2 separate regions of the Homo sapiens genome follow, and region 1 is linked to region 2. A link is a loop called in an ENCODE intact Hi-C map of the cell type or tissue named here. Cell type or tissue: heart right ventricle. All regions are shown on one strand. Each heading gives the region's core, and the rest is flanking DNA. Links, peaks and the distances in the headings are about the cores only.

Region 1 (8,345 bases), core at 192-8,191, 150 kb after region 2:
CAAAGAGAACTGAGAAGAAACAGCTAATGGAAAACCAACGAACCAACCAAACAACCAACTAACCAACCTCAGTGCAAAGTAATGTGACAGAAGCTAAAAGAGAATCTCGAAGAGAAGAGAGTGGTCACAGGGTCAAATGCTGCTAAATGTCAAGCAGTCTGAGGACAGAAAAAATGTCTATTGGGCCTAATGGCAAAGATGTCATAATTGACTTTGGTGAAAATCGTGGAGCAGTGCGTAAAAACAGACTGGAATATGTTGGGCAGAAAGTGGAAGGTAAGGAAATGGAGACAGTGATTGTAGACAGCTCTTTCCAAAAGTTTTGCTGTAAAGGGCAGGAAAGCCTATAGCTAACATTGTCTGTGGAGGTGAGGGTGATTTTTGGGATCATTTGCTTATTTTTAAAATGGGAAAGGAGCTGGGGTGGGGAGGGAGAGAAGAGATAAATTAACAACAAAGAAGAGAGGGAATAATTAAAATGAGAAACCCTGGGAAGACAGAAGGAGATTGAACCTGTGTAGTGAAGGTATGGAAGGAGGTAAATCTCTTCCTTTACACAATGGAAGAAGTAAAACGTTGATATGAATGTGAATAAGCTTGTATACAGCATTTGACTGTGGGAAATCTATTGTGATAACTTACTTCTTTTGGGTATAAGAGTTAAGTTTATCTGCTTTGAGAAAGGATGATATAAGATTAAGGAGAGAGGAGAAAGTGGAAAAAGCCATAGTAGAAGGTAAGAGTGAACTGAAGAAAAAGATAACATAGATTGTAGGGCAATGCTGGGCACCTGCTTGCAACTGGCAGCTCCACATTTATTGTGGTGGCCGTCTATTCACAGGTGCTATGTTCTGATTGTTTGCCCACTCAGGGGGAGTGGAGTTTTAGGGTAGAGGCTGATTTCCATGTAGCCAAAAAGCTTGAGGGAATTTTCAGTGAGGTTTTTGGTAATGCCTTATAGAGCCACAGAGAGCCCAAGTTTTTCTCTGTTCCAAAGTGGTGGTTGTGGTGATCATACCCATCATCTATCCCATAGCACAGTAGTAGTTTTCAATCTTTATTAGCTGCAGACATCTGTCAACCCCAGTCCTGGGAGGAATTCCATCTTATACTTGTATTTCTCTCTTCTGAAATTTTCCTTTCACACTGTCAATGACAAGGCAGGAGCAAACTCCCGGATTATGACACATGAACACATTGTGTCTCCAGGACAGAGAAGCAGTGGAACCAGAACTCCAGCATCCTAGAATAACTGAGACTGTGAGGAAGTCCAGCGATCTCATCACGAGAAATAGCTCAAGTAAATTTAGTATCACCATTGTTTCTAAGTGCAAAAAAGCTCTCCTTGGCTGATGATTAAGCAATAGCCCTCATCTGCAGTCATAGTTAACAAGCAGCTAGGCAACACCAGACACAAATCTCTTGTCCTATTAGAGTAAGTATATGTTTTTTTCCTACAATATGATAACATATTAATAGAACGTCTTAATAGATCCTCAAGTTCTTATTAACATAAGCAAAACATTCCCTTCCTGTCATGTCAACAAACCAAAGTATGTTTTCCTTTCACTGTGTCAGCTATCATAGTATATTGCCAAATATTTTGGAATATAAAAGTGTAGAGCTTAATTTGAAACTTTTTAATATACTTCCACCAAGTAAGTACCTTAAATCTGGCATATATTTTGTTATTCTTACATAACATATGTTTCCTCTTTCCTACATCTTGGGGTTTTATTATGAATATACTAATCCTTCTTTGTCCTTTTGCAAAGAATGGAATTTCTGGGATCGGTGCTAAATTCCAGGTTTCAGTCTTTAAAAATCTTGGACTTGAAGTAGGAATGCATGTTATCCAAAATAAAGTATTTCTTGATCATAACAAAAGCCTTGCAATGAAAAGAGAAGCTTGCCGAAACTTACTAATTTCTTTGTTGCCACCCTTTCATTTCTCAGGCACAGGTCTGAAAGTGGTTCTGAAGTTAAATTGAAAGTTTAGAAAAGGACAATTGAGTTATACGCACTATTAATTCTAGCCTTACTGTGAGGAACAAGGATAAGTTTATGAATTTTCTTGATATTAATAGAGAAGCTGATTTGCTGAAAATCAGCCTCAGTGTTTTGAGTTAGAAGACATTTCTAGACTCATTGACTGAAAATAATTTCATGATTGTTTAAATTTAGATGCTGTAGAGATTACTTCATCAAAGAGATGTTGACCAAATGGCAAATTTAATGAGGTTTCTCTAAAAAATGCACAATCACAATTGATATAATAGAACAATATATAGCCAAACCATGACCTCACATTTTACTAACATATAGGTCCTTTTCATTAAAGTGCTCTAGTTTAATAAACCCAAACATTCTCTAGATGCTTTACTGTTTCTTAAAAGTGATGAAATCTTGATATAGGAGGATTCTTCTGCCTCAGCTTCCTGAGTAGCTGGGATTACAGGCGCCCACCATCATGCCTAGCTAATTTTTGTAATTTTAGTAGAGACGGAATTTCACCATGTTGGCCAGTCTGGTCTTGAACTCCTGACCTCGTGATCCACCCACCTCGGCCTCCCAAAGTGCTGGGAGTCACTGTACCTGGCCTATTATTACTTTTGATGGGTTACCAGTGTCCAAGGTTTTATCTCCTTTTTGTTTTCCCAAATTCAATAATTAAATTGCATTCAAAAATAAGGCCCAAAATATCTTTAAAAACATGTCAGAATACATTCATTAAACAAACAAAAAAACAAGTTAGTAGCATCCTAAATATTGTGTCTATATCACTTAAAATTTGCAAGTCATGACATCCTAATTTTTAAGATGAACTTTTTAAATTAGGAAAGCTAACTGAAATGAAGTATCTTACCAGATGTTTTCATTAAAATTTTGTTAGCAAATCTGTGAAAATCTTCAAGATGAATTAGAAACGTACTTACAGAGCAACAATTAAAGGCTTAGCATTGTATTATATGCTAATTCCCAAGGATGGTTTGTAAAATATTAAAATCCAAAGATTGGTTCTGAACATATTTTGCCAGCTGTTGTGTTGGATTACTTTAAATTCATATTTTAAAAACACAATACTGTTCTGAAGAAAACAAAAAATCTTTAGTGAAAGACTTTATTTAATAAGATTTCACAGATATTTTATTCTTTAAAAAGGGCAGCTTCAACACAGCAAAATTTTTCACTGTGCTAAAATAGTAAAATAAGTGCAAGAACTTGGTGCCAAAAAAGGTCTGCAAAGACATTTTTTTGACTGAGTTTCTTTCCTTTGGGAATTTCATAAATTGCTTCTTGTACACAAACATTAGCAATAATTTACCTTTGTTATAACTTTAAAAATAATTTAACAAAATCATTATTTTATTATTGTCGTTGTCACAACACCATTTGATATACTTGTTTTTGAGACAGTCTTTTTGCAAAATGTCTCGGTATTTTTGTCTTGCATAACATTGTTTTAGAATGCAATTGGGAGCTAATTCCTAATATTTTGTCTAAGTATGTAGGCAGTGTCATACTTTTTAACTTTGGATTGCAGTTTGCACCTCTCTGGTTGCTCAACAGTTCACTGAAGCCTGAGTCGGTGGATGGGTATCCGACCTGAACTTGGGTGGGTAATTCCAGAAAGTTTTCACAGGAGTGAGGCAGAAGACAGAAACTGCAACAAACCGCCGGGGGGTGGGATTAACGTCCAAAGCTCACACCGGCTTCAACTGATTGGCAGGAACGAAGTGGGTGGAGCCTCCTGACCCTGCCCTCCTGCTTCCGTTGCTAGGGACGCTTCGGCCGAGGATACCGCAATGGATCAGGAAGAGGGGCTGAAGGCCTTGGACAATATTGTCACTCAATTCAACGCCTATGAAGATTTCCTGGACTCGCAGATCACTACTGTGGACTTGTACTACCTGGAGGTAAGGGCGGAGCGCGGCAGAGTAGCCGCCGCCGCGCGTCCCTCGGTCCCTCCTCGAGTTCCCGCTTCGTGGGCTGGTCGCCCCCTGGCGCTGGACAGCTCAGCTGTCAGGCGCCGCGGTTTCGGGACCGCGACACTAAAGCCGCTGGCGAGGTGAATTGCCGCGTCCTTACCGCCCCGCGCTCCCCGGTCCGGACAGAACTTGGGCCCCTAGAGTCACCCAGCGCAGAAACGCGCGGGCACACTCACACTGGGGAGCCATGAATTTGTGCTTCTTGGCCTCCCCTGCCTCCTCCCAGCCCACTCCCATTCCAAAGCCGCTCTCTGTGAGGAAGGAGGTCTGCTGAGAAGTCTCCGGCTGTGATCTAGGACAGACACCTGTTTCTCTCTGCTTTGCCAATTGGTATATTAAAGAACAGAAGATGGCATCTTTACACCAACCTAGTGTATTTGGTGTTATATTGGGCGTTTGGGTTCATGAACTTCCACCTCACACTAATTGATTCTGAAAGTACTTTAATTACAGAGACGCATTACAGGTAGTTGTGCAGACATATTCCTGATTCAAGTTTATCGAGTTGATGATCACAACTAACTTTGATAGTAAAAATATACACACAAAAAAGGAGCGAAACTGGACCTAATGGGTTGCTTTCCTCTGCCCAACAGCCAATCCCCTCCCCAGCTACCCCCGCTGCAGGGTGGTGGGGGACAGAGTGGAGTTCTTGTCCTGTGCCACGGGAGAACCCGGACGCGCAGGAATTAACAAGTCATCAGTGCTAGGAAGCTGGGAGGCGGACGATGGCTCCTAAAGTCCCAGTATATTCCTAGCCAAACTTCCCGGATAGGCCCACTGAATGGACACTCACCTGGAGAGTCGGCCGTGCTCTCCACAGGACCCAGAAATGCCTTATCCCTATTTAGGCCAGAGAGAACAGGCGCCACTATGTGGTGAAAAGCCACATCAGTCTGGGAAGGATTTGCATCCTGCCACCAGCTCCCCACACTTCTGAACTGCAACAAGGTAACTGCATTTTAGTGGATTGACACTTTTGGACTTCAAAGATTGGTTACAGAGGCATTTCACTTAAATATGGATTACAGGTTTCAAAAGTGTTATTCTTCAGTACATTTAAAAAATAAATGTAGGTGGTATTTCCAATATAGCTCCTGGCTTCAAAAGCAAAATTTTAAAACATTATACAGATAATATATTTAAAGTCATAAAAGTCAGTTTATGCCTTGCATCCAAGACACTGAAAAAGTAATGCTGCTAAACAATGTTTACATCTAAATTTTTGAATGTTTAAATAAACAAAAAATGAAATATACGCTATAAACATCTTGATAGACTAAAATCATCTTTGTAGCATATGTGGAAGATTGGCAAATTTAAACCTAGTATTATTAAGAAAGGTTTTAATATTTTTTAAGGCACAGTTCTTCATGTGAGTATGGACCTAAAACATTAATATTAATTACAGATGTGAAATTAATAATTTGTGTTTCATCAATCAGAATTTTTTTTTTTTTTTTTGAGATAGAGTTTCACTCTGTGGCCCAGGCCAGAGTGCAGTGGCCCCATCTCGGCTCACTGCAACCTCCGCTCCCCAGGTTCAAGTGATTCTCTTGCCTCAGCCTCCCAAGTTTCTGGGATTACAGGTCTGCACCACCATACCCAGCTAATTTTTGTATTTTTAGCAGAGACAGGGTTTCACCATGTTGGCCAGGCTGGTCTCGAACTCCTGACCTCAAGTGATCCACCGGCCTCAGCCTCCCAAAGTGCTGGAATTACAGGTGTGAGCCACCACACCCAGCCCATCAATCAGAATTCATTAAAGGTTTCCAAAATGGAAGGTGGTAATTATATTTGGGGAAATGACAAAGAAATTTACTTTTATATTTGGCATTGATTAAGCTTATTTTTGTTGTACTTTCATAAAAAGTAAGATGAAGATTTAGTTGAATAATGATAATTAGACAGGTATATATATGTTTACATATATATGTATATATTTGGATTGATTAGTGACAACTTTTAAAGTGCTATTATTTCTAGAGATCTACATTCTCAAATACTTTCTGTGGATGTAAGTTCATTGTGCACTTAGGTCACACAGAAACAAGTAGACTCCTCAGCATTCTTTCAGTAGTATGGCAAGCATGTTTCACAAATCATGGATCATGCTAAGTGAGCTGATACTTGTGCTTTTCCTCTCTCTCTCTCTCACACACATCATCATCATCAGTAACTGACTTTGATTTGAATGGAACAACTTTTAAAACATTTTATTTTAACTAACAAAATTGTCGATATTTATCATATACAACATGATGTTTTAAATTATATATATTGTGGAATGGCTAAATCAAGTTAACATATGTATTACCTCACATAATTATCATTTTTTTGTGGTGAGAACACTTAAAAATCTATTTTCTTGACATTTTAAAAGAACATAATATATTGTTATTAACTGTAGTCACAATGTTATACAAGAGATCTCTTGAATTTATTTGAATGAAACAAATTGTAAACTGTAAATTAGAGGTAGCATGTTTAGTTAGAAGAGGCTAGAGTCACAAGATTTTTTTTTGGTTCTAACTCTGCAATATTGTGTTTTTAATCAACTTGAAATTCCATTTTTTACCTACAAAATGAAACAGTTGGACTAGATTATTCAAGTTTCCTAAAGTATATAAAATGTTATGAGTTATCTATACTTTCATCTGATTATCTGTACACCCATGTATTTATCCAGCCACCTTTTTAGTCGATAATCCTTCACCAAGCGCCTGATGTAGTGGATATTGCCTACACTGCTAAGAGTTTAAGTAAGAATCTATTCTAGACTTGACCTCAGAAACCTAAGTATATAATGCTTACAGTCCGGTCTAAGTTTTATTTATTCAGCAAGCATTTTACAAACATTTACTATCTTCCAGGTACTCTTGTATTGTGTAGTATATTCTGCTCCCAAAAGTTTTCAGTTAATCTGCATAAAAAGTTAGTACCAATGATTGACATACAAATAATCATATAATCTGTGCCAGATCCATTCTGTGCCCCTGGACAATGACCTTCACAGTCATTAATCAGGAGCTTTTGGCTTTGGGTTGGTTTCAGCCAATAGGAGGTACCAACTGGAGTGCAGGGGGCTGGAAGGAAGTGGTTAGATAATTTATTCCCTGCCATCTTCCTACTGTCTGTGGTTTAGAAGCAGCTACCTTCCTTAGGTTTGGCCATCTTCTCATTCCATTAGCTATAGCACTCTCTCCAGGGTCTGGCAGCACTCCCTGCTCTAGGAATTGCTTCCTCCCTTATCTTCTTTTATGCCAAATGGTGTTAATGGCTTCCCACTGTTGCTAACCCAAGGATGCTTCACGATCCCATGTTGGTTTCCATTAATTTTGCCCGTATCTTTGTAAATAGTGCTTTTATTCTTTTTGGTCGTGAGTTTGCCAACAATTTGCTGCCATTACCCTGACCACAATATAATTATTTAACATCTCAGATCACAGTAAGTACACAAATAGTGTATGAATCTAATAACCACACAACTTTTTACATAATGCTTGCTTAGGAAGAAAGAGAAATGTGGAAAAAAGGAAACTAACCCCAGTTAATTATTTGATAAGCTAGAGAGGAGTAAGGTGGCTCAGAAGAATAAAAGAAGCACTTTATGCTATGTACACTGTGCTTTGCTTATTTTACTGAATAGCTTCAAAGCATCAAAAGAAATGCATCACTGTATCAGCAATTAGATTTTCCTCTGCTAACCCAAAGAAATATATTTGTTCTGGGAGTTAGTATTATCTAACCTAATTAACTTAATTCCCTAAATCAATATAGAAATAGTTGAAAAGTTTTGGCAAAATTATTACAATATAATTTTCCAGGTTCTTTCTTAGTAATTCTTCTATTTAAATAAACACAGGCCCTTTATTTTAATAAAGGTGCCTATGACCACTGGAAAAATAAAAGTCCTAATTAACCTGCTTTTCTCAGGTAAAGGATCAAAGAGTGTTGGAATTATTTAAAATGTCTCTGACTAATGGATAGCAGTAATGGCTAAAGTATTTACAGAGATAAACAACATGGAGTTTCACTTAGGGCATTGTCTTCCCATTATTTATAAAATAGAAATGGGGAGGGGCCAAGATGGCTGACTAGAAGCAACTGCAGTCCATGGCTGTCATGGAGAAGAATGAAAATGGAGAGTGAATTTGGCACCTTCAACTGAAATATCCAAGTTTTCACTTTGGGACTCACTAGGCAATCAACTCGACCCATGGATAATGAAGAAAAGCAGGGTGAGACAGAGCCAAAGGATCCCTCATTCCCAGCCAAAGGAAGCTGTGAGTGATTGTGCAACCCTGCCTTGGAAACCACACTTCTCCCACAGATCGTTGCAACCCACAGATCAGG
Region 2 (8,345 bases), core at 294-8,293:
GTTCTCCAGATTTCTGTTTATATAAATTAGAGAACTCAAACAGTTCTTTTTGCGTATAGTGTCCCTCCTCATGGGTCACACTCTCAACCTCACCTCTAGGGGCCCTCCAGGACTTCCATCTAGTTATAGGTCTAGAAGCAAACGAAAGAGCTGGGAGTGGCTGCTGAGGAGAATCAACATTATCTTGCCTGATAACTGCTGCAGGGGAGGCCATCACTGTTGCCTCAGGCAGTGCAGGATTTATCTCCTCAGACAAAGGTGGAAAGGCTGATAGCTGCATGGGTTGGGGAGGGGATGTTTTCACTACTGTGTATGGGGAAGCTGTTTCTTCTGTCAAAAAGGTTCATCAGAGTTTACAAACTCAGTGTCCCCAGCTTCATCTGGGTCCTCCCACACATCCCCATACCAAGTTGTGGGGTCCCATTCTTTTCCAATCAATGCCCTTACTTTAACAGTAGACACCTGGCAAAGCTGTACATGCATCTTTCATTACAGGAGAGCCACAGGCATGATAAGAGCTTGCGTCTGTTTTTCCACAATTTTAGCTCCTTCTCTACATGAGATAAGACTCTCGCTTAGTGCAATCTTAGCAGATTTGAGGCTCAGTATCTGCTTCTGAAGCCAGGAGACAGAATCCCTGAGTTCATCATTTTCTTTCCACATTTTGTCCACTGAACTTAGGAGCAAGCAACCAGCTTCATTGTGTTCCTTGGTTCTCCACATATGGTCAAAGGTATTATGTACAGAGTCAGTAAACTCCTTGCCTCATATATATATATATAGGGGTTTATTAAGTATTGACTTACACAATCACATGTCCCACAATAGGCTGTCTGCAAGCTGAGGAGCAAGGAGAGCCCAATCCAAGTCCCAACACCGAAGAATTTGGAGTCTGATGTTCAAGGGCAGGAAGTATCCAGCACAGAAGAAAGATGTAGGCTTGGAGGCTCAGCTAGTCTCTCCTTTTCACATTTTTCTGCCTGCTTTATATTTGCTGGCAGCTGATTAGATCGCGCCCATCAGATTAAGGGTGGATCTGCCTTCCCCAGCCCACTGACTCAAATGTTAATTTCTTTTGACAACACCCTCACAGACACACCCAGGATCAATACTTTTTATCCTTCAATCCAATCAAGTTGACACTCAGTATTAACCATCACATACTGTAATAAAATTTATGTAAATATGGTCTTCCTTTCTCCCTCTCTCAGAATATCTTATACCGTACTCACCTATTTTCCAACTGCAGAAAGCAGAACCACAGATACAGGGAGACTACTCATCTCTTAATATGATTCATTTGGGCTGAATTTCTGTTTCCTTTTGGGTCTCTGAGAATTGCCACATTTCAAAACCTTCTATGCGTATCATGATCTCTAAACTTCATGATAACCCTCCAAGGCATCAACATTAACCCATTTTATAAATGGGGAAATATTACTTAGATAAATAAAATACCCAAAGTCACACACCCAATGAGTCGCAGAATGGGAATTCAAATCCCAGTCCTTGTAACATCATTTTCTTTGTTTCACTTAAATTTGTAAGTACATTCTAATTATACTACTAATGCAAATACTAATTTCATCTAAATATAAGATAAATTTTACATTAGCTGTCTTCTGAACACATTAAGACCAAGCCCTTATTTTGAAATATTTGATAAAATTCACAAAGAAACTGCTAAACTCAAGAACAGTATCCCTTTAATCACAATAATGAAAACAGAAAACTTTTATTTAAAACAATGAAAAAACTTGATAAGCTATACTCTTGTTTGATGTTAACATTAACTCTTCTTTGATCTTCGGTTTCTTTGTCAGACACCTTTGATTGCAACCCAACAACCATCCCCAGTCCTTTATCGCTATCTTTTTATACTTTAAAGGCTAATTTTCCCAAACTCTTTTGCATGTATATGTGGCCAGGAGATCCAGGTCTGCCTAATGAAAGTGAAAGTATTCTTTTCATTGATTAAGCAAACAACCACAGCTTTTTGCCCCTGTTCCTTTCTTCATGTTTAAAACGATGGTTTGATGCTTGGAATTACAGCAGCTATATTGTGACCATGAGCCAACATACCCAAGGTTGCTAGATTTAGCAAATAAATATATGTAATGGCCAACTAAAGTTTCAGTTTTAGATAAAATATGAATAAATTTATAGTATATGTCCCAAATATTTTATAACATATACTAAAAAGAGTATAATTGTATAGATAATACACACAAATATATATTATATATATAAACTAAAGAGCTTAAGTTAGAGTCAACTTAAACACCAAGTTCCACAAACTTTCAAAGCCCTGAGTTTTGTTGTTGCTTTATTAAGTTGTGAATGGATAAAAAGAATGTAAAATATGTATATGGCATAAAGAAAAACTACGCTGAACACTTTGTTAATTGCCACCCAGCCTAAGAAAAAGAACAACCTCAAAGGCAACCTCTATCCTGGATTTTGTGTTTAATCTTCCTTTGCCATTTTAATAATTTCCTTGCTTTCCTTTGTTCATCTTTATCCCCTCTGAAAAGCTAATAATGGAAATAAGACCTTTGCCTTTTACGATGCACTGAAGATAGCCTGACAGTCTTCCTCCCCTTAGCCCCCAAATTACTAGTCTATGAGAATTATGCAAAATTTAAAACAGGAAGGTGCTCTTCATCTCGGTCCTCAGAAAAAAACATGACAAAGGTTGACCTTTACAGAGGTAGTTAGGTTGCTAGATAAAAAGAGATACAAGTGACAAACCAAAGAGAGGGGGAAATCCTACACTTAGGGGGTTGAGGTTTTGGTCTTTGTGTGTTTTTAGAGAAGCAACCTCAACTTTCAGGTTTCTGAAAGGGCTCCCCTGCTTTTCCTTCAGCTCAGCCCTAGGCAAGCAGACCCCCTGCCCAAGCCTCCCTCCTGAGATCCTGCATATGCTTTCTTGCTAAATGACTTTTAGCACCGTTATCTCCTCATGGGATACATCTGTTGGGTGCCTCGCATCCTCAGCTCCACTTTCATCTCTTCTATCTCAACACATTGTTTCCTCCACTCCTGATGCCAGGGTGGAAGGAAGCCATCCCGCCCGGCCGCGCTTGGGGATTGGCAGCCAATGAATGATTGGCAGCGGGCATCTCTGTCAGAGCTTTGGCATGCTGCAGAGTAGAAGCCCCGTGCTAATGAATGCCATCTACACCTACCAGATGTGCCACTGGGTGACATGCCAGATCTTTTACATAATGCCATTCTGCCGGACACAAGACAGCTGAGGGGTGGGGAGGTGTGTCTTTTAATGCTTTGGGATGGGAGTAGATCTGGCTTGCCCTCATTTTATTTCTTACTCAGACCACCCGCCACTGCCCATACACCCAATCAGCTCCCTTTACATTGGGCTAAGGCTCAGGGCATCTCGGAGACAGTGGCGAAGCAGCAGAGTTTGAGTTCCCAGGACATATCTCCTGTCCCCTGGCTCTCATCCATGCTCATCATTTCCTTGAGTTCGCTCCCTGCCCGCATCCAGATTCAGGAAAGGGAAATAGTTTTCAAAATTAAAGAAATAAAAGCACTAAATGGGATCTGAAATGAAAGGAAGGAAGGGGAAAAACTACACTTCCCATCCTCCCCCCTCCCCCATCCCTAATATTCTCTTCTTCCCTAGTCTAAACGTGCAAGGATGAGCTTCCTACACCCCATCCCTTTGGCAGCTTCTCCTGTTCTTTCCTCTTCCACCGTCCACAGGAAACTGGAGCGTGTTTATCCCCAAGGGTGATATCCCGTTAGTGCCTGTCCCACGTTCTGGCTGAAGTAGCTGTCTTAAGGTGGAGGCGTCCAGAAATCCGTGCCGTTTGGGGAGCAATGTTTCCTGGAGTGGGATGGACAAGGTGGGAAGAGAGGAAAATGAGCAAACCACTTCTGACGGACAGCGGGTGTGTGAGCGTGTAGGAGTGCTTGGGTTGTCCTCGCCCAGCTCTCCATCCCCGGAGGGAGAATGGCTGGAGGGGGGCTGGTGGTTGCCAGGAGGATCCCCTCTCTTTTGCTAAACCTGCGGGTACCGGGCTGCCCTGTAATCGGCGGGACTTGAGAACGGCAGGCCTCCGCTCCTCCTCCCCAGGGGCCATGACCCTCACACACCTCCCCACACCACCCCTCCCGCGACACACACGCAGTACTTGGGGCGACTGGGCGCCACTCCCACGCCAGAGCCCTGCCCCGCGCCCGCCTGGGGCCGAGCAGCCTGGCCCCTTCTCTTGTACCCCCACCCCCGCCCGCTGCCGAGGCTCCAGATGGCTTCTCCTTGCGCTCGGCTCGCGGCCCCCAGACGCCGCCCGGCAGCAGCCGGCGGTCGCTCCCTCCCTCCCAGCTGCTGCAGCAGAGACCGGGGCCATTTCGCGAGGCGGACGGGCTCCTCGGCAGGCTCCGATTGGGGTGGGAGAGCGGCCGCCGAGGGGCCCGCAGTAGCTGCGCTCCCGGGGAAGGAGCCCCACAGTCCCCAGGTAAGGAAGCCGCGGGGCAGGCGAAGGGCGGGGAAGGAGGAGCCTGAGCGTTCCGGTACCCAACCCTCTCTCTTTCTTGACCTTCCTCCCCTCTGCCCCTTCATCCTGGGCGCGGAGGGCGGAACAGTTTCTGGACCAGAGCACCCGCGAGAAGCAGGGAGCGGCCGCACAGCAGCCAGAAGAGGGCGCCAGCACCCCGGGGCCGGGGCTACAGGGCTGGCTCTGCCCCGGCGTCCCGCCCCCGCCCCGGGGAACGCTGCCTCTGCCGCAAAGATGCCCCCTTCCGCTGGAAAGCGGTAATGCCCACCGCCCACCGCGACCACCCCTTCCCCATTTTTCTCAGTTCTAACTGTACTCCTCTCTCGTTTCCTTTTTGCTTCTCTCTCTCTCTCCCCCCTCCCTCGTCCTCTCTTCCTCTCTCTTTCTCTCTGCGCTTGTTTTCTTACTTCCCCCTCCCTCCCCGCTTGCACCCCGGTACTTTTCCTTTTCTTTTCTGATCACTGGCGGGGGGAGGGTTTGTCGCCCGCCGGAAGGTAGTGTGGAGGGGATGGATGTGTTTCACGCTCAGGTTCTGGCTCTGGCTCCTCTCCATAGGTGCCTCCCTGGGTGCTCGCGAAAGCAGCCCTGAGAATGGCAGCTCTCAGAGGTTGAAGTCATTCTTTTCGGGGGACGGGGCACGGCGACTGTTTGATTGGGGGGTGAGTTATGCACTTGGGGCAGCGCTTCCCTGGAATGCAGAGCTGGGGATTTCCCTTGCTAGACGGATGCTTAAAGTTCAGTGGCTTTGTACTGAGCCCCTTTCTCCCCTCGAAAAGTCATGACAGTCAAAAGTATCTCTCTTTCTCTCTCCCCCGCCCCCCACTTCTCTCCAAAACCCTAAAGACAGCCTCCCCGGACAGTCTTCACCGTTTTTTTTCAGAAGCAGTTGCGCTGGGGGTGGGGAAAGGGAGGGAAGGGACATTGAAAGGCCGCAGTGGCTGGCAACTCCGCGCCCGTCCGATGTCCTCTCTAATCCCCCAGTGTTCTGGCGCGTACCCACAGTGCCCCCAGACCCTCCGCTCGCCCGTGCGCCGAGGTCGTTGGGTTTTAGACCCAGAGAGCACGTTCCGTAAGCTCCCGGCCCAAATCCCCTCGGAAAAATTAATCACAACCACCAGCGGATGCAAAATGTGTGCCTGTGTTGAGTCTGTCTTTTAATCCCGAACGTAATTCTAAAAAGCAGCATCAGACAAGAGCTTTATTAATCCCTTACACGAGCAAATGCGATCTCTGACCTACTAGACTTGTTTTCCTACAATTTCACAAAAAGCCTCGCTAGAGGAATGTGCAAGGACAGAAGGGAAACTGAGGAGACCCGCAACTCATTAGCGAAATAATAGGGTGCACTTCAATAAAAATGCGGTCCTGAAGTGGAGCAGACTCACCGGCAAGGAGCCCGGAAAATCGTCAGGGGCGGCGGCAAAGTGAGTGATGGGGATTGGAGGAAGGGGTAGGATTGGAGGAAGGGCCTCATGCACAGAGTGTGGTTGGGAGCTGGAGTGGGAACCCAGTTCGGTCTCTTCCGAAGGCTTAGGACCCATGTGACTGAATTTAGGGGCTGTCCCCTTGCGAGGGCACTAGGACAACAGGAGGGGCGCACCTGCAATACGGATGAGTTCAGAGTTTGATCCCTTGGGGCCTTTTTCTCGCACTTGAGATTTCACTATCATGTCGTTCAATTAATCATATTTCCCTTCTCCCATTTTATTCAAAACCGTCTTCCAGTTCCCTCATAATCGTAATTTGCGTCATTGCCTTTTATCGTTGATTAATTAGGAAGCCGAAAATGGTAATGGAGGGTCGGGCCAATAAATTAGCTTTAGGAACAGACGGACGGACGTCCGAGGCTGCTGCATGGGTGGGCGCTGTCCACCGAAGCTGGCGGGGGCCACCGTCGCTGCAGCTGGCTTCTCAGGAAGGCGTTAAGGAAAAGGCGCGCGGTACTGGCTGAATGGAGAGATCCACTCTGAAATAAACCCGGTGGCCACAAGGGAAAACTTCTCACTGCACTAGGTGGAGAGACTCCTGTGACGCTTAGCTTTTCCCGTTTGGTATAGAAAAGGAAAGACTGGGTTGTTATAGAAATGGAGAAGAGGAAGGATGGGGTAGGATAAGAGTCAGACTCCTGTTACTTTCAGAGGCCTCCCTACTAGCGGGTAAACAGGTTTAAAGTCTGGGCCTTATTAGGAGCCTTTTTTTTTCCAGAACTGGAATGTTAGATTTACTTTTGCAGCCTTTCCTTCCTCTTTCCACTTACCTACTGGTCTGAAAGAGGGAAGAAAGAAGGGAGGAAATAAGGGAGGAAGGAAGAGAAGGGAGAGAGAGAAGGCAGGGTGGAGAGAGAGAGAGAGAGAGAGAGAGATTGATTGTCAAGATCAGATCAGTTAACTCCCTGGCCAAAGAGGAAAGTTGCTAATGTGGAGTTGCTCCCTGCCCTCAAAGAAGCAGCAGCTCTGGGCGGGTAGGGTCTCCTCTTTTCTCCCTTCATGAAATCGATCACGCCTCCAGAGGGCTGAAGGAGAGCACTTTGCCACTCTTCACAGCTACACCCTGGCCTCTTTAGCTTTCAATTGAAAACCAATTAAAAGTTTCTATAAATCTGTTAGTGCCCCTTTTATCTGGGGACCCCTGATGCATGCGATATTGCCCTTTAGATGCCTCTTCCGTGTTTTGTTTTACAATTGTTGTATCAATATAATGCGGCCTTTCTTCTGCTGTCTCTATAGATACAGATACACAAGGAAAACCAAAGCTATTCAGGCTCCTCATTTGTCCAGCAGCCTAACAGTGGTGCCCTTTCTCTGTGCTGCTTTCCCTGCTTCGGGAGCAGCAGTTATGGTAGAAGCAGATGGCTACTGATTGGGGGAGCTTTGTGGCTCTAATACTGAATACTTTATGGAAAAGGACTTTATCATGCTTCGTTGGGCAGAGGAACAAGGGATGAGATTTATGGCCAGGAAAAATAAATCTTTTTCCAAGTTGTGGCTCCTTCTCACCAATGTCTCCTTTGCCCCCAGGGTAGAACACTGAGGAATTGGTTTTATTTTATTCTCCTTTTTGCTAACAGCACCTTTTAGTCAGGGTAGTGGACTAAGAGCCAGAAGTTTACGAAATACCCCAGGTTGTTGCTGTATCAGCATTCTCTGCCCTGGGGCGGGGGGAAGCAGAAGAATATCATCTTGAATGCTGTTTCAGGCCACGTTTTCTTGAATGTCCTCTTAGTTGATGGGTAAAATATTATTGTCCATTATTTTATTATCTATGAAGAACAGAAAAGAATGCTAAGAGCTCCCATTTGAAGTCAGAGGATGATACTGGTATTGAAGGAGAGGGGGAAATGATGGGGCATTTGGTAATGCAGGTATGCTTCTCTACTTTGAAAGGGTCTGAGCTATGGAGATAATTAGGGGATGTCTGTGAATTTAGGGTTTGGGGCTCCAAATTGAATTTCCAAGGTTTGGGGGATATACAGAGTCCAACCCTATACTGGAGGCCTAATTCACCCCAAGATAGTCCATATCATTTCTCTTTTCTTCTCTTCACCTGAGTTTTACTTGTAACTTCTCTTGAGTCAGGTTTGCTCCGCGTCTGTTGTTGGGTTATGCCCCTTCTCTATATGCAGGGGGATGCAACCTCCTGCTCCTCCTGTCCTCGGAGTCTGTTCTTCTAGAGTAATGTCACCCCCCTTCCTGAGATCTGTAACATAAAGTCACTCAGAAATGCTCCTATAGAGCCCCAAATGCCTACTGGCAACCTGGCACCAAGAGATGGCAGTCAATCCCAGCTCTGGGTCTCCATTCCCATTTCAGACAGACTCTTTGTCTC

Evidence for each region. Hi-C counts contacts between places; a loop is a spot of excess contacts. Peaks named below come from ENCODE experiments on the same cell type or tissue, not always from the same donor. Only the 100,000 strongest peaks of a DNase experiment are listed, where the experiment ranks them.
Region 1: it touches region 2 in a loop (6-fold over the local background); 2 of 110 quality-filtered maps call a loop at or near these places.

Annotation. Positions count from the first base shown.
Region 1 is chr4:80,331,963-80,340,307 of GRCh38, forward strand. CFAP299 (cilia and flagella associated protein 299) reads left to right here and starts at 3,768. Exons shown (of 6, transcript NM_152770.3): 1 at 3,768-3,917. The coding sequence starts at 3,807. RefSeq lists an enhancer at 3,760-3,909. In heart right ventricle, for the core only: CTCF peaks have their summits at 3,983 (motif pointing left) and 4,867; DNase peaks (open chromatin) are centred at 3,739 and 4,813; H3K4me3 peaks cover 1,669 bases; H3K27me3 peaks cover 3,421 bases.
Region 2 is chr4:80,179,575-80,187,919 of GRCh38, forward strand. It overlaps PRDM8-AS1 (PRDM8 antisense RNA 1), which reads right to left. Exons shown (of 6, transcript NR_183912.1): 6 at 1,690-3,850. It also overlaps a transcript of PRDM8 not described here. Among named protein-coding and RNA genes, the nearest start is that of PRDM8-AS1, 14 kb to the right of the region's middle. RefSeq lists a cis regulatory region at 1-600 and silencers at 4,112-4,161, 4,312-4,491, 4,582-4,631, 4,642-4,821, 5,481-5,775. In heart right ventricle, for the core only: CTCF peaks have their summits at 4,659 (motif pointing right) and 4,904; DNase peaks (open chromatin) are centred at 4,130, 4,677, 5,137, 5,953 and 1 weaker place; H3K4me3 peaks cover 3,321 bases; H3K27ac peaks cover 1,640 bases; H3K27me3 peaks cover 3,678 bases.